2 separate regions of the Homo sapiens genome follow, and region 1 is linked to region 2. A link is a loop called in an ENCODE intact Hi-C map of the cell type or tissue named here. Cell type or tissue: K562. All regions are shown on one strand. Links, peaks and the distances in the headings refer to the core of each region. The heading gives the core; the rest is flanking DNA.

The links. A loop is a pair of places that touch in the nucleus more often than their neighbours do. Peaks named below come from ENCODE experiments on the same cell type or tissue, not always from the same donor. Only the 100,000 strongest peaks of a DNase experiment are listed, where the experiment ranks them.
Region 1: a loop joins it to region 2, with 4 times the contacts of the local background. A loop is called at or near these places in 27 of 110 quality-filtered maps.

The regions. Positions count from the first base shown.
Region 1 is chr6:40,841,396-40,849,490 of GRCh38, forward strand. No RefSeq gene overlaps it. Among named protein-coding and RNA genes, the nearest start is that of UNC5CL, 190 kb to the right of the region's middle. In K562, for the core only: a CTCF peak has its summit at 4,408 (motif pointing left); a DNase peak (open chromatin) is centred at 4,396.
Region 2 is chr6:39,976,389-39,984,483 of GRCh38, forward strand. LOC102723789 (a long non-coding RNA gene) reads left to right here. Exons shown (of 6, transcript XR_001744112.1): 6 at 3,704-3,953. Among named protein-coding and RNA genes, the nearest start is that of MOCS1, 46 kb to the left of the region's middle. In K562, for the core only: a CTCF peak has its summit at 4,874 (motif pointing right); a DNase peak (open chromatin) is centred at 4,913.

The sequences.
Region 1 (8,095 bases), core at 1,507-6,506, 860 kb after region 2:
ATTCTTGAGAGATAGGGGATTCAAATATCCAACTATGATTGTGAATTTGTGATTTCTTCCTTCACTTCCATCGGTTTTTGCTTCACGTATTTTTCAGCCCTGTTTTTGTGGTCCACGCACATGTAGGACTGCATATCTTAGTGGATCGGCCATTTTGTTATCATGTAATGTTCTTCCCTGTTCCTGGTACTTTTCTTTGGTCTGAAGTCAACTTTTTCTGAAAGCTCCTCTTGCTTTCATTTGATTAACCTTTGCGTAGTATACTTTCTTAAACCCCTTTACTTTCAACCTACCTAAATTATTATATATGAAGTTTCTTATAGACAGCTTATAGTTGAGGCATGTATTTTTATCCACTTGACCAATTACTCTTTTAATTTATATATTTAGATCATTTATATTTAATGCAATTATTAATAATCTTAGGACTTAAATCTGCCATTTTAGTTTTTCTTTTCTGTTGTTCTCTGTTTTTAATTTCTCTGTTTTCCTTTTTCTGCCTTCCTGTGAGTGAAAGTAACATTTTTAGGATTCCATTATCATCTGTCTAGAGCATGTCTGAATGTATCTTCTAGAAATTTTTTTAGTGGTTGTTCTAGGTATTACATAATATAACGTAAGTTATCACAGTCTACCGGTATCATCATTTTACCAGTTTGAGTGAAGTATAGAAAACTTACTATCCCTTATGTTCCTTTACCCTCTCCTGTATATAATTATTAATTATGTTTTAATTATTTCCTGTACATTCACTGAGAGCCACATCAAACAGGGTTATATTTTTGCTTCGACCATCAAACATAATATAGAAAAGCCAAAAGGAAAAGAAAAGTGTATTACATTTACCATATTTTGTGCCCATTGACATTTCCAGGTTACCTGCTTGTCCTGATCCAAGTCTGGGATACATGAGGCAAAAAGAAAACCCAGGGAACTTACTACATATTGTTCCTCACCTCCTGAGTTTCCTAGCTGTCCTACCTTCTTTTCTCCTCATTTCAGAAACTTCTTGTGTCTGTTTTATATGTAATGTCCAGCGTATTTAGTTGTACTTATTGGGAGGAATAGGGAAAAGTGTGTTTTCTTGTCTTGTCTAGAAGTGATGTGACTAAGTGGATTTTAACTGCTCCTGCAATTACAGTTCGTGGCTTGAAATCTCCTTGCTCTTTCTTCTATTCTGTTGCTTATTCTGTTTCTTGGAATAAAAGTTAAATGTATCTTTAAATAATCTTGACCTCTTAGATTAATAGTTGATTTAACCTTTGATGGGTCGGACGGGGGCGGAATGGAGATGGAGCTACTAGAAAGCTATCAGTTAGAACAGCAAAAGACAGCAGGTAGACCAAATAGATATGCTAAATAGACACAGTGCTGGCTCCTGAGAGTTGCTTCCCCAGTGAGCTAAGTCAGTCTTTTTGCTCATTGCCTTATCATTCTTACATAACCTACACTACACTGCCTTATGAAATAAGAAAGGTTGCTAGACTGGAGTCAGGAGACCTAAGTTACAGATGACACTGTGACCTTGAGCAAGTGACTTGACCTTCCTCAGCTCTGTTTTATTCATCCTTAAAATGTGCTTGTTGGTGGATTAGTTCCTAAAGTTTCTTCCAGCTCTTATGGTTTGTAATTACTCTTCACAGACAGCTTCCCCACCACTACTACACACGCACATGCAAGCACCTGCAGGCAACTGCTCACCGACTACTTTGTCCTACAGAATTCTTTAAAGAGGATTTGGCAACATGCTTCTACAAGACATTTAAAACCTCACTCATCAGTTTTTGAAAATCTTGCTCATTTAAATTGTCACAGCTCAAGAGCCCTGGGATTTAAACCTTGGAAAGGGTAAGGCTTGTCAGCAGAATTTCTGTGTTAATTTGTAAAAAGCTAAGAGATATTAAAACTTTCCACTCTGCAGAAGGCAGTAGAGAGACTGCAGACAAGGAAACCCAGAGGGGTAGTAGAGGGAAAGTCACTGACAAATGCCTGCACTCTCAGACCCCGGTTTTTCCCCTGTCCTGCCAGTATCTCCAGCCCTACTGGAATAAAAGGGACATGAACTCGAGGGAGAGGAAAAATTGTAGCCAGTAGAGACAAGCTTAGAAGGAACAGGAACGAGAACAGGATCTGAACATAAACAGGCTTGAGATAGTCATGATTTATGAAAGATCAAATAGATATCTGCCCTCAAAGTACAAATACATTACAGAAAAGCTTATCCCATATATTTCCTCTTTGTCCTTTATCACTTAAGCTACAGAGATGATACCATTGGTTGAAATATTTCCAGGAAATGCTTGTTCACACATTAAATTCCTTAATACACAGTGATTGGACAAATTGCTCAAATCTACTAGAAGAAGGAAACTTTTTGAAATTACTAACACTTCCCATCCACTAATTTCTTTTTTAAAAAAATTACACCAAATGGGAGTGTTCTTTCCCAGGCAGTCACTAAAAATCATTGTCAGTGGTGAGAGTTGTTTCTGATAGACTTTTTGTGTATGGAAACTCAAAGGAGGCAGAAGAGACAGAGGCATTATGAGATGGGCCATGTGAAATACAAGATCATGTGAAATGATTGGGGAATCCAGAGAATGGAACCTTGGCTCAGGAGATCCTCTGGCTGGAAAAGGAGGACTGGAAGGGGGTCATGGAGCAGGCTTGGGGAAAAACGGGCTGGCCTCAGATCTTCTGTTACCACTACCCCTTCTCAAAATTATTTTCAGGGAATATTTTCATGCTGTCCTAAGTCATTTGGTAGACTTTGTTACTCAAAGGTTCATAGCATCTGAAGAACTGACAATATTTTGAGTATTTTACCAACGTATATATTTCTCCCCACCTTGAGAGACAATTGAAGGCTGACAAAAAGAGTTATTTACATCTATCTCTCTCTTGTCCTTTCTCATCTCCCTTTAACTTTCCTTCATTTCACAAGTGAAGGCCCATACTACCAGGCTGGTAGGGAAGACAGGAAAAGAGTATGCCTACAAGCCTCACAGGAAATGGAGAACAGCAGGAGGAGCTAGCACCAGCACCGTTTATGACTGCACAATGCACTGCTACATAACAGATGTTTAAAAATTCCTTGAGTCCCTAAGGCCTAAGATCATAAAAGAAGAGATCACAGAGAAATAACAAAGTATATAATACCATGATTATATGGTGCCAACAAAGCCAGAGTTTGCAAAAAAGAAGAGTGGCCAATAGATAAAATAAAGCAGAGTGAGCACTGGGGACTATGAGAATTGATTGGATTTTACCATTAGGATATTATTGATGACCGTAGCAAGGATGGTTTTATGGAGTTATTAGGGACTGAAAGCTAGATTGTACTGAGATACAGTAGAATAAAGACAAGTGGAAGCTAAGCAGCGAGCACCAAGTTTGAGAATAAAAATGTTGGTAACTTCAAGAGGAGGCTCAAAGGTGGTTTTTGAGAAAAATGAGCAATGTCTGTAGGCTGAGGGTGGGAATATGGAAAGGGGATGTTAAAGCTATCAAGGAAGCTGGGTTAATGGAGCAAGATTGCAGAGGAAGAAGTGAGGAAGGGTACAGTGGAAGGATTGGCCTAGGGTACTGAAGGAAGGAGGATGAGAGTCTGTGGGAATCCCAGTGGAGTTTGGATGAGTAATTGCTGCAGTTCTCTCAGCATCTCTGGGAGAGCACAGCCCAGCCTGGGCTTGGAGGGCTGTGGTATATCAGGGGCAAAGTTTCCATGAAAGCTTAAAAAGTAGGAGATTTTGACAACGGAGGGAGGATTTGGGAAAGCAGGTGGGGGAAGGAAGGGTTCATTATAACAGAAGCCAAGGCAATAAGCACCTGAGAGAAAAAAGCAGATAATGAAAGGAAAAAGAAAACTGCTACATTTTTTCATGTGGAAATTGATGGTTATAAAAATAAAATCAGAAATCACTGACCTACAAAATTCAACTTCAGTGTGAGTCCCTGTGGTGGCAGAACTTTCAAGGTGGTAACTGTGGTGGATTTATGGAGGAGTTGGTGTGGGCCTTTGTCTTGCTGAGTTAAAGGCAGATATCTTGGGTGTGCACAGCAACAGAGAGGGCTCTGATCTTTCTCCATGGAGAGACGTCTTAATGTATAGGGAGTAGGGAGGGCCCTGGTCTGGTCCCAGCAGGGACTGTCTTGCAGTGAACAGACACACTAGGTATTAAGTAGATCAAAGAAAGATGATGTGAAAGTCTAGGAAGTTTTTAGGGGAAAGAGTCAAGCTTAGACTGCATATTAAGAAGATAAGGTAGTTTCTGGCAGGAGGCTTTGGACATGGATGTGGTGGGAGAGGAGGGAGAGAGGAGACCGTCCTACTAGAGGGTGCCTGTGGGAGAAGGGAGGCTGAGGTCCAGGAGACCTGTAAGTTACAAATTTTGTGTCTTCTGCGCCTCCTTGTGGTCAGCCATTTCCACTCCCAGCTCAGCTCTCAACTTTTCTCCTCACTGGTTTCTGTCTAAATGCCTCAGCATGGTCTCTGAGGTCTCTTGAATAGTCAGCTTCCAAATGGCTCTGCCTTCCCAACAGCCTCCTTCCTGTAGTAAGCATGCCAGTATCGCCCAGTGAGTAGATAACTTTCTCATCGCCTCACCTGGTTCATATATTTGGGTGTTATGGCCACTTGGTGCACCTCCTCTTTCTCTCTCCAGCCTTCCCAGATGAGCACCTCTCTGTTCTCACTGAGTCCTGGGGAAACTGGTCAACAGCTTGATCTTGGGTATCTATAAGACATCATTGCTGGGTTGGATTTGGCTAATTAGTGGCTGCGTGGTCTAGGTAAGTTAATTAACTCACTCATCTTGGGTTAAGGATGTAGTCACATAACATACAGATATGTCTGACACTCATAGTAAGTGCCTAGTCAGTGTTAGCTACTCTTACTACTAATGCATCCTTTGTCAGAATCCAACTCCAGGCAGACTTAGGAAAGCCTGCAAGTTAACCAGGGTCCTAACTATCATACCAAGATGCCATGCTAGCCGCCTACATGCCTAACAGATGCATCCCTTTTTCAGTATCCATTGCTTGCACTTCAGACCTTTGCCAGAGCCCTCCAACTCCAAATGTTCTCTCCAGAGTTCCGCAAAATTCAGTGGACATAATTGGGGAGGCAGAGGAGAGGCATTCTAGGCAGTACTTACACCGATTGCATGTACCTTGGAGGATGAAAATGACATCTAAATATTCATTCTTCCAAAAGCTACATTCTAGAATTGCAATATTTTAGCTTCAGGTGAAGGTGCTTTCTCAGAACTAGTTTGTTATTATGTCCTAATCCCATTAAAATTGAGATTAGGCCAAAAAAAACATTTTTGTAAATGCCTTGACATCATTTTTGTACCATCTAAAGAGAGCCAAAAGTGGCTTTTAGAGTTATTGCTACCTCTCTCAATTCATTGGTAGGCTTCTAGCTATTACATAATAAGAGAAAATGGAAGAAATGGAAGAAAATACCATTCATTAAGCCACTGAATAAAGTCACCTCTGAAAGTTGCCCTCCAGTGCTTGGCATCACAGAGGCTCCACTTATATAATAACTTCCTTTGGGTATATACCCAGTTATAGGATTGCTGGGTCAAATGGTATTTAAATGGTATATAATGGTATTATAAATCATTCTACTATAAAGACACATGTGCATGTATGTTTATTGCAGCACTATTTACAATAGCAAAGACTTGGAACCTACCAAGATGCCCATCAGTGATAGACTGGATAAAGAAAATGTGGCACATATATGCCATGGAATACTATGCAGCCATAAAAAATGATGAGTTCATGTCCTTTGCAGGGACATAGATGAAGCTGGAAATCATTATTCTCAGCAAACTATCACGAGGACAGAAAACCAAACCCCGCATATTCTCACTCATAGGTGGGAATTGAACAATGAGATCACTTGGACACAGGGAAGGGAACATCACACACTGGGGCCTGTCGGGGGGTGGAGGGCTAGGGGAGGGAGAGCGTTAGGAGAAATACCTAATGTAGATGATGAGTTTATGGGTGCAGCAAAACACCACGGCAAGTGTATACCTATGTAACAAACCTGCACATTCTGCACATGTACCCCAGGACTTAAAGTATAATAAAAAAGAAAACTTTCTTACTCTCCTCCTTCTCTTATCATCCTCCATCCTTCCCACTCGTACTCCCTCCCAGTGTGCAAATCTTAAAGAGACCAGCACCATTATTTATGACCATATTTTTAGTGGGTGAAGATTTGATCAGAAAAGGGATTGATAAGGAAAAGAATTCCAGAAATTTGGAATGAGCCAAGTGCTAAGATCCTGTGGTTACCCAGCTCTCTTACTTCTGATTGAGACAGGGGGAATTTGAGCTATGGGATTAAAATTGTCTCTCTACCACTTAATATTTCTCCTTTCCAACTGCATGTCACAAGGGCTGCTTCCGAAAGCTTTGCGCAAAATTCCGACGGCAACAAATTTCCCTGACTCTCTACTCTGTGTAATGCAACCACACAAACTCTTGTGCTTAATCTCTCTCTCACACACACACACACGTAAATCAGTGGTTCTCAAACTTGAGTGTATATCAGAATCACCCAGAGGTCTTAATAAACCACAGCTAGGTTGGGGTAGGACCTAGTAATATTTCCTACAGGTTACCAGGTGATGCTGATGCTGCTGGCCTGGAAACCATACTGAGAACCGTCGAAGTAAAAGTCTTCTCCTTTTCTAGCCTCAACAACTATGCCTGTAGCTGAAGACTACACAGTTACTCATCACATCTAAGCTCATAACACTGATTCATCTTCACTCCTAAGCCTGGAGCCGAGCTGCTCCCTGCACACTGGCTCTCGACTCCCTGGGTGTGCCTCTGTCTTAGTTTATAGCAGGCCATAATCCATCTTGTGGCACTCACCCTATCTTGACTGCAGAACTTGCCATCTCTATTAGTCAGCTCAGGCTGCTATAACAAAGTATCACAGGCTGAGTGGATTGAGCAACATAAATCTATTTTCTCACAGTTCTGGAAGCTAGACGTCCAAGATCAAGGTGCTGGAAGGGTTGGTTTCTTCTGAGTTCTCTCTCCTTGGCTTGTAGGTAGCCATCTTCTCCTCCCTGTGTCCTCACCTGGTCATCTCTGAGTGTGTTTCTGTGTCCTTATTTCCTCTTCTTAGACGGACAGCAGGCATATTGTATTAGGGTGCTTGTTAGTGACCCCATTGTAATGTAACCACCTCTTTAAAGGTGCTATCTCCTAATACAGTCACATTCTGAGGTCCTGGGAGTTAGGACTTTAACATATGAATTTCGGGGAGGGACACAATTTAGCCCCTAAGCGAGATGCGCCATTTTTCACACCTCTCACCCTCCACCTCTTCACATTCTTCTTGCTGTTTTATTCTCTCTTCTGCCAGCTTCCTGAGGGGGCCCAGAGCCTCACAGGCCTGAGGCTAATTGTGGTGCAGGGGCTCACGAGGGGTGGGTTTTGGTGATCTGCACACCGACACCTACCTCTGTGAGGACTCTGTAGTCAACACCCTAGATAAGCAGGGCCCAGTCACAGGGAAAAGGGTAACAAATTGCTTGCAGAGGGACAACTGGCTTAGAGCTGGGTTATTATTCTTGTAATCTCCAGATCACAAGCAGCAGGCTGCACTGGGCTCTGTTGGCACGTACCTCTTCGCTCCACTTGGGAATGGTACTGGACAAAACTAGAGGAGAAAGAGGCTGAAGGGCCTGTTTGCCTGGAACCCATACTCTTTTTCAAGTTAATGCAAACAGCTCCAAAAACCCACTAGAAATCTCTGGTCTATGGAGGAGAAAATGACCTCCCCCCATGGCTAGCAATAATTCCTGATGCTTTTTATGCTTTACATGGCTTTCTTCCACATGATGACGTTTGATCATGATGCCAGCCCCATGGGGTCAGCCAGACTGCTATAATTATACCCCATATTAGAGATTAAGAAACAAGTCTAAGTAAACAAAACAAAGACTTAGGTTATGATCCACCCCCAATCAGAGGTCTGCCCTCTCAATTATACTCTACTCACCTCAGTTCTTTTCTCTTCTAAGCATTTCCCAAAATGTGGCCATTCACATAGCTTGTT
Region 2 (8,095 bases), core at 1,875-6,874:
AGGAAAGCAGAGCTCCATCTCTGCTCCTCTGACAGAAAAAGAGAATGGAAGTCATTCTGATGTGAAGGAAAGGAAGTTCTCTCATTTTCTAATAAAGGAAAAGCTGTTTGTAGGATGTGAAGGGGTCAGGAATGGGGAAAGCAAAAGAAATACTGTGGGACCTGGTCAAGGAAACTACCCCGTAAAGGCTGAGTGGAGGACCCAGCAGCCCCAAGACCCTCTTGGGATGGAAAGTATGGATATGCAGGGTAAGCACGCTCCCCGGCTCCCTGGGCCATCTTAGTGACAGCCAGGCACATGGAGACAGTCAAAGGGCTCCTTCTGACATGCTTCCTTCACCTCCAGGACGTTGGTTCATCGAGGTTTCCTTCTATTCTTTTGGTGACTTTGTCAACATCCTTGCTGGTTTTCCTACCCCTCTGGACTCTAAACATCAAGATGTCCCCAGGGCTCCATTCTTATACCTCTTATTTATGCCCACTCCTTAGAAAATCTCATGTGGCACTGTGGCTTCAGACATTATTGGTAATCTGATGACGCCATTTTTTTTTTCTTTTTGTTGAGATGGAGCTTCGCTTTTGTTGCCCAGGCTGGAGTGTAGCTGGAGTTGCTCACTGCAACCTCTGCCTCCTGGGTTGAAGCGATTCTCCTGCCTCAGCCTCCTGAGTAGCTGGGATTATAGGCGCCCGCCATCATGCCCAGCTAATTTTTTGTATTTTTAGTAGAGACGGGGTTTCACCATGTTGGCCAGGCTGGCCTTGAACTCCTGACCTCAGGTGATCCACCCGTGTTAGCCTCTCAAACTGCTGGGATTACAGGCGTGAGCCACTGCACCTGGCCACCCCATGTTTATATTGTATGTTAAACTGCCTACTTAATAGCTTACTTGACTGTCTAAGAGACATCTCAAATGTGTCTAGGAAACAACTTCTAATTTCCTTGTCACTCTGCCAACCTACTCCTTTAATCCCCCATCTCTTAAGATGGCAACACTCTTCACTTTGGAGTCACTCTGGATTTGTCTCATGATTCCCTGTAACTCATGCCCGGTTCTTTCACAGATTCTGTGGGTTCTACCTACAGTCCGTGTCCTGCACCTGAGCCCTTCTCATCACTGCCACCCTCCTCGCATGAACCCCCACTTCTCCCCAGGATTTCTGCAACAGCACCTGCATTGGAGGCTCTTTTCTCTAGTGATCACATCACTCCTGCTGAAATATTCCCTCTCCAATGGCTTCCCATTACACTTAGAATTCAAATACAGCTCATGAGGCCCTATGTGCACCCATTCCCAGCTTTCCACTTCCTACCACTCCTCCTCTCGGTTAGTTCACACAGCCACACTGTCTTCCTACCTCAGGGCTTCTCCTCCTGGAGTTGTTTTGAGATGGAGTCTCTCTCTGTCACCCAGGCTGGAGTGCAGTGGCGTGAGCTCAGCTCACTGCAAGCTCCGCCTCCTGGGTTCATGCCATTCTCCTGCCTCAGCCTCCCGAGTAGCTGGGACTACAGGCACCCACCACCACGCCCGGCTATTTTTTTGTATTTTTAGTAGGGATGGGGTTTCCCTGTGTTAGCCAGGATGGTCTCGATCTCCTGACCTCGTGATCTGCCCGACTCGGCTTCCCAGAGTGCTGGGATTACAGGCCGCCTGGCCCTTGGAGTTTTCTTATTCAAGATATTCTCCTGGCTCACTCTTTTACTTCATTCAGGTCAAAGAGTTCTTCCCTGACCCCTCTTATTACTCTGCTTTGTTTTCATAGCTTTTATGACATTTTATTGCATTTTTTTACTATATATTTATTGTTTATATGAAAATTTTCTACACAGGCCCCAGAAGGAATTTTATTCCTCACTAATGTATCCTTAGCATCTAGAAGAGTGGCTGGGGCCCATGGCAGGTATTTAAAGAATATTTAAGGAATGGATGAAAAGCATGGGTTGCATTTAAACTGGGACTTGACAAGGTGGAAAGATCAAGGGCATCGGGGATATGAGGAAGTTGTTAAGAATATAGCTGGCCATGGATTCATAGGAAAATATGAAGGTAGGGAGGTAAGGAGGCTGAGTAAGCTGGGAGCTGGGAGATGGGTGGTGGTAGGGGTGGGTCAAGGAATCAATGAGTGGGTGTAGCAGAAGGAATGGGAGACAGGAACTTGTAGTAAAAGGGAGGCTGGAGTTGGATATTCTAGAGAAAAGAAGTATGAGTCAATTGAGTGATTATGAATTTTCTCAGAATGGTGACTACATTTTCCTCATCTATCTATCTTCTGTGGTCAGTATTGAGTTTGGCACATACCACTCAATAATTCATTGGTAAGCTGGGTGCTGTGGCTCATGCTCATAATCCCAGTACTTTGGGAGGCTGAGGCAGGTAGATTGCTTGAGCCCAGGAATTTGAGAGCTGCCTGGGCAACATTGCAAGACCCCGTCTCTGCAAACGAAAAAATTAGGCATGGTGGTGCATGCCTATGGTCCCAGCTACTAGGGAAGCTGAGGTGGAGGATCACTTAAGCCATGGAGGTCAGGCTTCAGTGAGCTGCAATCATGCCATTGCACTCCAGCCTGGGCAACAGAGTAAGACCTTGTCTCAAAAAAGTATTAGTCCATTGGTAAATGAAGAAACCCTATTTCCACCAGACTCTGGGGACACAGTTTTATTCTGGTTCCTTGTATTTCCCAAATGCTGCAATGAGAACATGTTATTCTTATGCCCTGTTCCTGTCACAGTCAATGCTTCCCCTCCATTCATTGCCACAGGGGACACCTCCCTTCCTCTTACAGGATCCTGGGCAATGCAAATCAGGCCACCTGAGGGAGATAGAAAACCTTGCCTGATGTTGCCCAAAAACTGGTGGCAGGATCAAGATGCGGCCACTTTATTGGTTATAATAGCAGGTTCAACTAGATTTCCTCAAATTCTCAATTTCTGATACTAAGATTTTAGACTTATTCTAAATGTCTCTGCAGGACTTATTTTTGAATTTGCACTTTCCAGTTTCTGCTATTTCTTTTCAACTACTAAATAGCTTCCTCCTTCATTGTTCCTAGAGTTTTGCATAGAAGATCCAGATTAACCCTCTAGGTATCTCCCCATAACCTTGACATTCTCTGTTCAGTTCTACTCAGCAAGCTCTTATTGCATGCCTACTCTGTGCTAGGGCCTGTGCTGGGTGCATGAAGTCTGCAACTTAGCAATGTTTAACACAGGCACCATGATGCAAGTAGAGAACTGAAATCCAGGCCTTCTTCTCTGTGGACCCGAGCCATTGCCTCCTCTCAGGCCAGCTCAAGTCTTGCCTCTGCAGAAGCCATTCAACTCCCTCTTTTTTTACGTTCTTTCCCAGGAGATGGGTGGAAAAGACAAGCCCAGCCTCTCAGAAAAACAGGGTGAAATCTTCAGCCAACAAGAGAATAAACATAATCTTTGGCAATCTTGCAAAATTCATGACCAAAAATAGACCCAAAGCAAAACAAACACATCCCTTTACTCTTTCACTCCTGACAATTAAAAGGAGACCAAATCAGTCTATTTCAATAATTTTGATTCCATATTACACGAAAGACAGGAAGTCATGTCCACCAAGTGACCTGAAAAATATGGACACTTTCTACTTTTTCATGGAGTTTTCACTGTATTCTTTTTGTTTCTATCTCTTTCTCCCTTCTGCCCACTCTTCCTTCCCCTCCCATCCTCCTCCCTCAGTTCTGTTCCAGGCTGAACATAGCATACAGCAAGTGGATGATGTCCAAGGCAATTCCTGGGTCTAGAAATCCATCAAGAATGATGCCTGGAGTCCAGATCAGAGGATCCTGAATCATCTGCCCTTTTCTCAAAGTGAGGAACAAAGCAGTGAGACTTGGCTCTCTAGTTGTTTTTCTCCTACCCAGCCTCAAACCTGGCCATGTCTCAGAATTAAGCACTGGAAAAGAGAAGAAGCACAACTCACTTTGGTGGAACTTCATCCAAAGTTGCAATAGAAATATTGTTCTTCTGACCCTAGGTTTGAAAAAAGTGGATAGAAGTTGGGGTATAGAAATAAGTAGAATTAGAAGTAGGGATGATTTTCTCCAATAGAAATATTTCATCAGCCTTTGGACTGTAGAGCAGAAAACTTTTGTCTTCATAGAACATTGAATATGTAAGAGAGCCAGTTGATGACAACTGCTGATAGTGAGGGGAGACGGTAGGGGCAGGGGGTGGGGATGATGTCCTGGTAATGGTAATAGCCAATACCCTTGACAATGACACTAGTAGCTCAGACACTAGAGGACATCTGGTGATGGTGGCCTTTTCAGCATAGATAACAATGTCCCCAGTATCTTACATGGGCTTTGGTATCTCATTAAGCAAGGAGCTGTAATATTTAGAGATGAATGCCAAAAGAACACATCATTCCAGTGAGTGAACATATAGTTGATAAAAAAATAAACATGGCATACATTACAGTCACCCAGATGACTGGAGTTGTCAACTGGCACTGACAATTTCTAAAATCACTAGGGAGGAATATGAGGGGGCTGAAGGCCACTCAAAATAGACAGTGAAAGATCCAGAGGAATGCCATGTTTGGACACTATTGCCATCCTATGTTTATACCAAGATGACGAACAGAGCCAGGAAGCACGGATGTACTGTTTTAGATGAAGGCCACAGAGGCTGATATGTGAGCACTGCTTGCAGGTTACAAAGCCTTATTCCCATGTAGGGAACTATGTTCATGTGCATGGCAGTGGAAGACTGGGGTCAAAGAGACAGTCACTGAGAGACCAAGCAGAGAATGGGACATTTCTGTCTTTTATAGAAGCTGTGCAGTGGGTGGCGGGGAAGAGGGGTGTTGATCCTGTGAGATGATTTCCAAAGGTTCCCACTAGGTGGAAGTGTTGGTTAGTACATGAGTCAGCAAAGGTTTCTCAATGAACCAATTTTTTTTTTTTTTTTTTTTTTTTTTTAAGGGCTGAATGGGAAATGCCACTGTCACAGATAAGAAGATGGGGGTGGGGAGTAAGGGGTAGGGTTGGTGGTCAGGGAGGCAGTAACTTGGTTCAAGATCACCAAGGAATAGCACTGTCCCATCCTCCCTTGCCTCAGACTTCTAAGGACAAGGCAATGAGCTCAGATTCTGCTTCCAGTTATTTTTAACTTCTAATCTCTACTTCTACCACTGAAAACAAGAAGTGCCAGTCTAAGACCTATTAGTTGTTTTGATGGAATAGAGAGGTTAAGGGTCTTAGACGGTAAACCCTGTGGCTCCCCATCGCCTGTGAGATAAAGTTGAAATGCCGTAACATGGCTTGTGAGACATTTTCCTGCTGCAGAATTTCCTTACTTTTACTAGTCTGTTACTTGAAGCTCCTTAAATTCTCCCATGATGCTTTTTGGGTTCTGAAAACCTATGCCTTTAATAGGTATTGCTTCTTTGGGAAGCATCACCTGACCTATTTATGGAGATTTGATCACCGTTGACTTTGTGGCATTCCTTTACCTAATCTGTACTGTGAAGGATTTAGGTCAGAGGTTGTATGATGGCCAGGGACCCAGAACCACCACACATCTTCTCTACTAAATCAGTCAGGACTCTGTTGCTTGTGACAGAAATCCAATTAAGTCTACCCTAGACAAAAAGGAAATGTTTTTGGCCTCAGGGAGGGCATGGGTACAGCTGGGAAAGACTGGATGAGTGACAGTTATATTTTCTGGAACATTCTCACCGATTTTTCTATTGCTTTGAATGTCAAATTCTTTCTTTCTTGTGAAAGACTGACTCTCTCTGGTGGGAGATGGGGTCCTGGCTGCTTTATGCTCATCTCTTACCAACTTCACTACAGGAAAGGTAAAGGCTCTTTACAACCAGAATTCAGTTTAACAAGGACTGACACTGGCAAAAGATGAGCATATGCTCAAAGCAGGGCCAATCATTACTGTTGCTCTGATTGGCTTATCTTGGGCCACTTGCCCACCCTATAGAGTGTGATTGACAATCTCACTCAAACTGCATGATTAAAGTCAGAATAGAGTTTTTCAAAAGGAAAGTGCTCTTACCAAAAGAAAAAGTTTTTCTTTTCACTGGGTAAAGAATAGTGGATGTCTAGTCTTCTGCTCCCCAAAGAGACATTTATAAAAAATGAAGTCAGAACTCAAAGTGTCTCTTTATTACTTGACAGATCAGTGTCTTAGTCCATTTTGTATTGCCATAAAAGAATACTATGGATTAGGTAACTAGGAAAAGAAACTCATTTCTTATAGTTCTAGAGGCTGGGAAGTCCAAGATTGAGGGTTTGCATTTGATGAGGGTCTCCTTGTTACATACCATGCCAGAAGGCATCACATGGAAAGAGAGGAAGAGAAGAGGGCAGAACTCATCATTTTATCAGAAACTCACTCTGATAATGGAATTAGTTTATTCATGAGGGAAAAGCCCTGAGGACCTAGTCACCTCTGTTTATACCCCACCTCCCAACACTGTTGCATTGGTGATTAAGTTTCCAACACATGAACTTTGAGGGATATATTCAAACCACAGCAGTCAGTGACATGTAACCTTCAATACAGAGCTCTGAATTAAACACAAGGCTGGGGTTTGAGGTTTTGGCACAGATTGCTACCTACCCTCCACACTCAAAGGCCATGGATTAGAAACCAAGATACTTAGCTAAAGAGAGCTGAGCTTCAAACTGCAAGCAGGAAGGAATTTGATGAAGACACTCAAATAATAAAGATCATGAAAAACTTCCTAGAGCTCTCATTCCAGTTGACAGAATGAGTGCGCTGAATCAGGACCCTCTTATAGGCCTAGTCCTTCATCAACTAGTAAATGAGACCCAACCAACATCTCAGCAATATCTTTAGATGCAACAGGTCTTCCTTGTGTGTTGAGTAGAAATTAAGATGGAGAGGGTTGGTTGGTGGGAGTGGTGGAAGTGTTTCCTCATCAACATTTACTTGCTTTGTGTTTTATCAGAACTGTGAGCTCAGGTTTATTGTCCTCACTCAAGGCTATAGTCAACCAGGAATGAGACCTGCTCCTTCACTTGGGCAAGTTCCTCCCTTCAAGGTAAACACTTAAGGCTGCTTCCTAGTACCACTGACTTTTATAAATTCCTGAGCCCAGAGAAATGGGCAGTTCTTCTGTTGGCTCTAGTCTAGAAGCTTCTGAAATGGATAAACCAACACATTTGGCCCAAGCTCATAGTCAGATATTGACCCCTCAATTTTATTTCTTAACTCAAATTGTTGCCTGCCATGGATAAACCTGGTTCACTAGAACAGTGGGTACCTAAAGTAGCACACATAGAATACTCAGTGTGAAAAATGTCCCAAACAAACCATATGAATCTTCTCCCTTTATTAAATTCTCTCAGATATTTAAGCTCCAGTAATGAACCCTTTATTTGTTGCCATGGAGAAAATAAAATCTCCCTTCCCTTGGGGAAATTAAAATCCTAGATAAATTAAAGGCCAAAAGTCACTGTAATTTTCTTATTTTGCTCAACCTAAGCTAGGGACAGTCTCACTGTGTTGAGTCTGCTTACTCCCCTAGCCCTAGCCCCACTCCTCATCTTTCTCAGATCATTTCCTGCACCTCTCTGCCCAGGAAGCTGGTGCCTGCGAAGTGCATCCTGGAACCCCCTTCCTAGCTGGCTTTTCTCTCAACAGGTTCAGCCAGTAAGAGACACTGATAGGAGATTGACAGGTGGGAAAAGAAGATGAACTATTTCTTCCAGCTTCCTTCCTGCTTTGGGCCACATTTCTGGCAGTGGCTCTGAACTTGAATAAGCATAGATCTGTTCAGCAGCCCCTATTCCTCAGTTCTAGCTCTGATGAGCTAAGATAACCCTATTTCCTCTTATGATTCAAGGGATTACCAGGTTCCTACAGATGCTAGCCTTGGGTGCCTCAACAACCTGGTTGATTCTCTTAATCCTGCCCACACCTCTGAAAATCCTTCCATTAAGTCCTCTTCCTTTGAACCATATGAGTTGCATTCTCTTTCCTGCCATGAGCTTGACTTAATACTCCCTATGTACCTGGCACCAGGAAGCCTTGGAAGAGGGGGCCCTTCTCCAATGGCAGCATCCTGGGATGTCTTCCACTGGA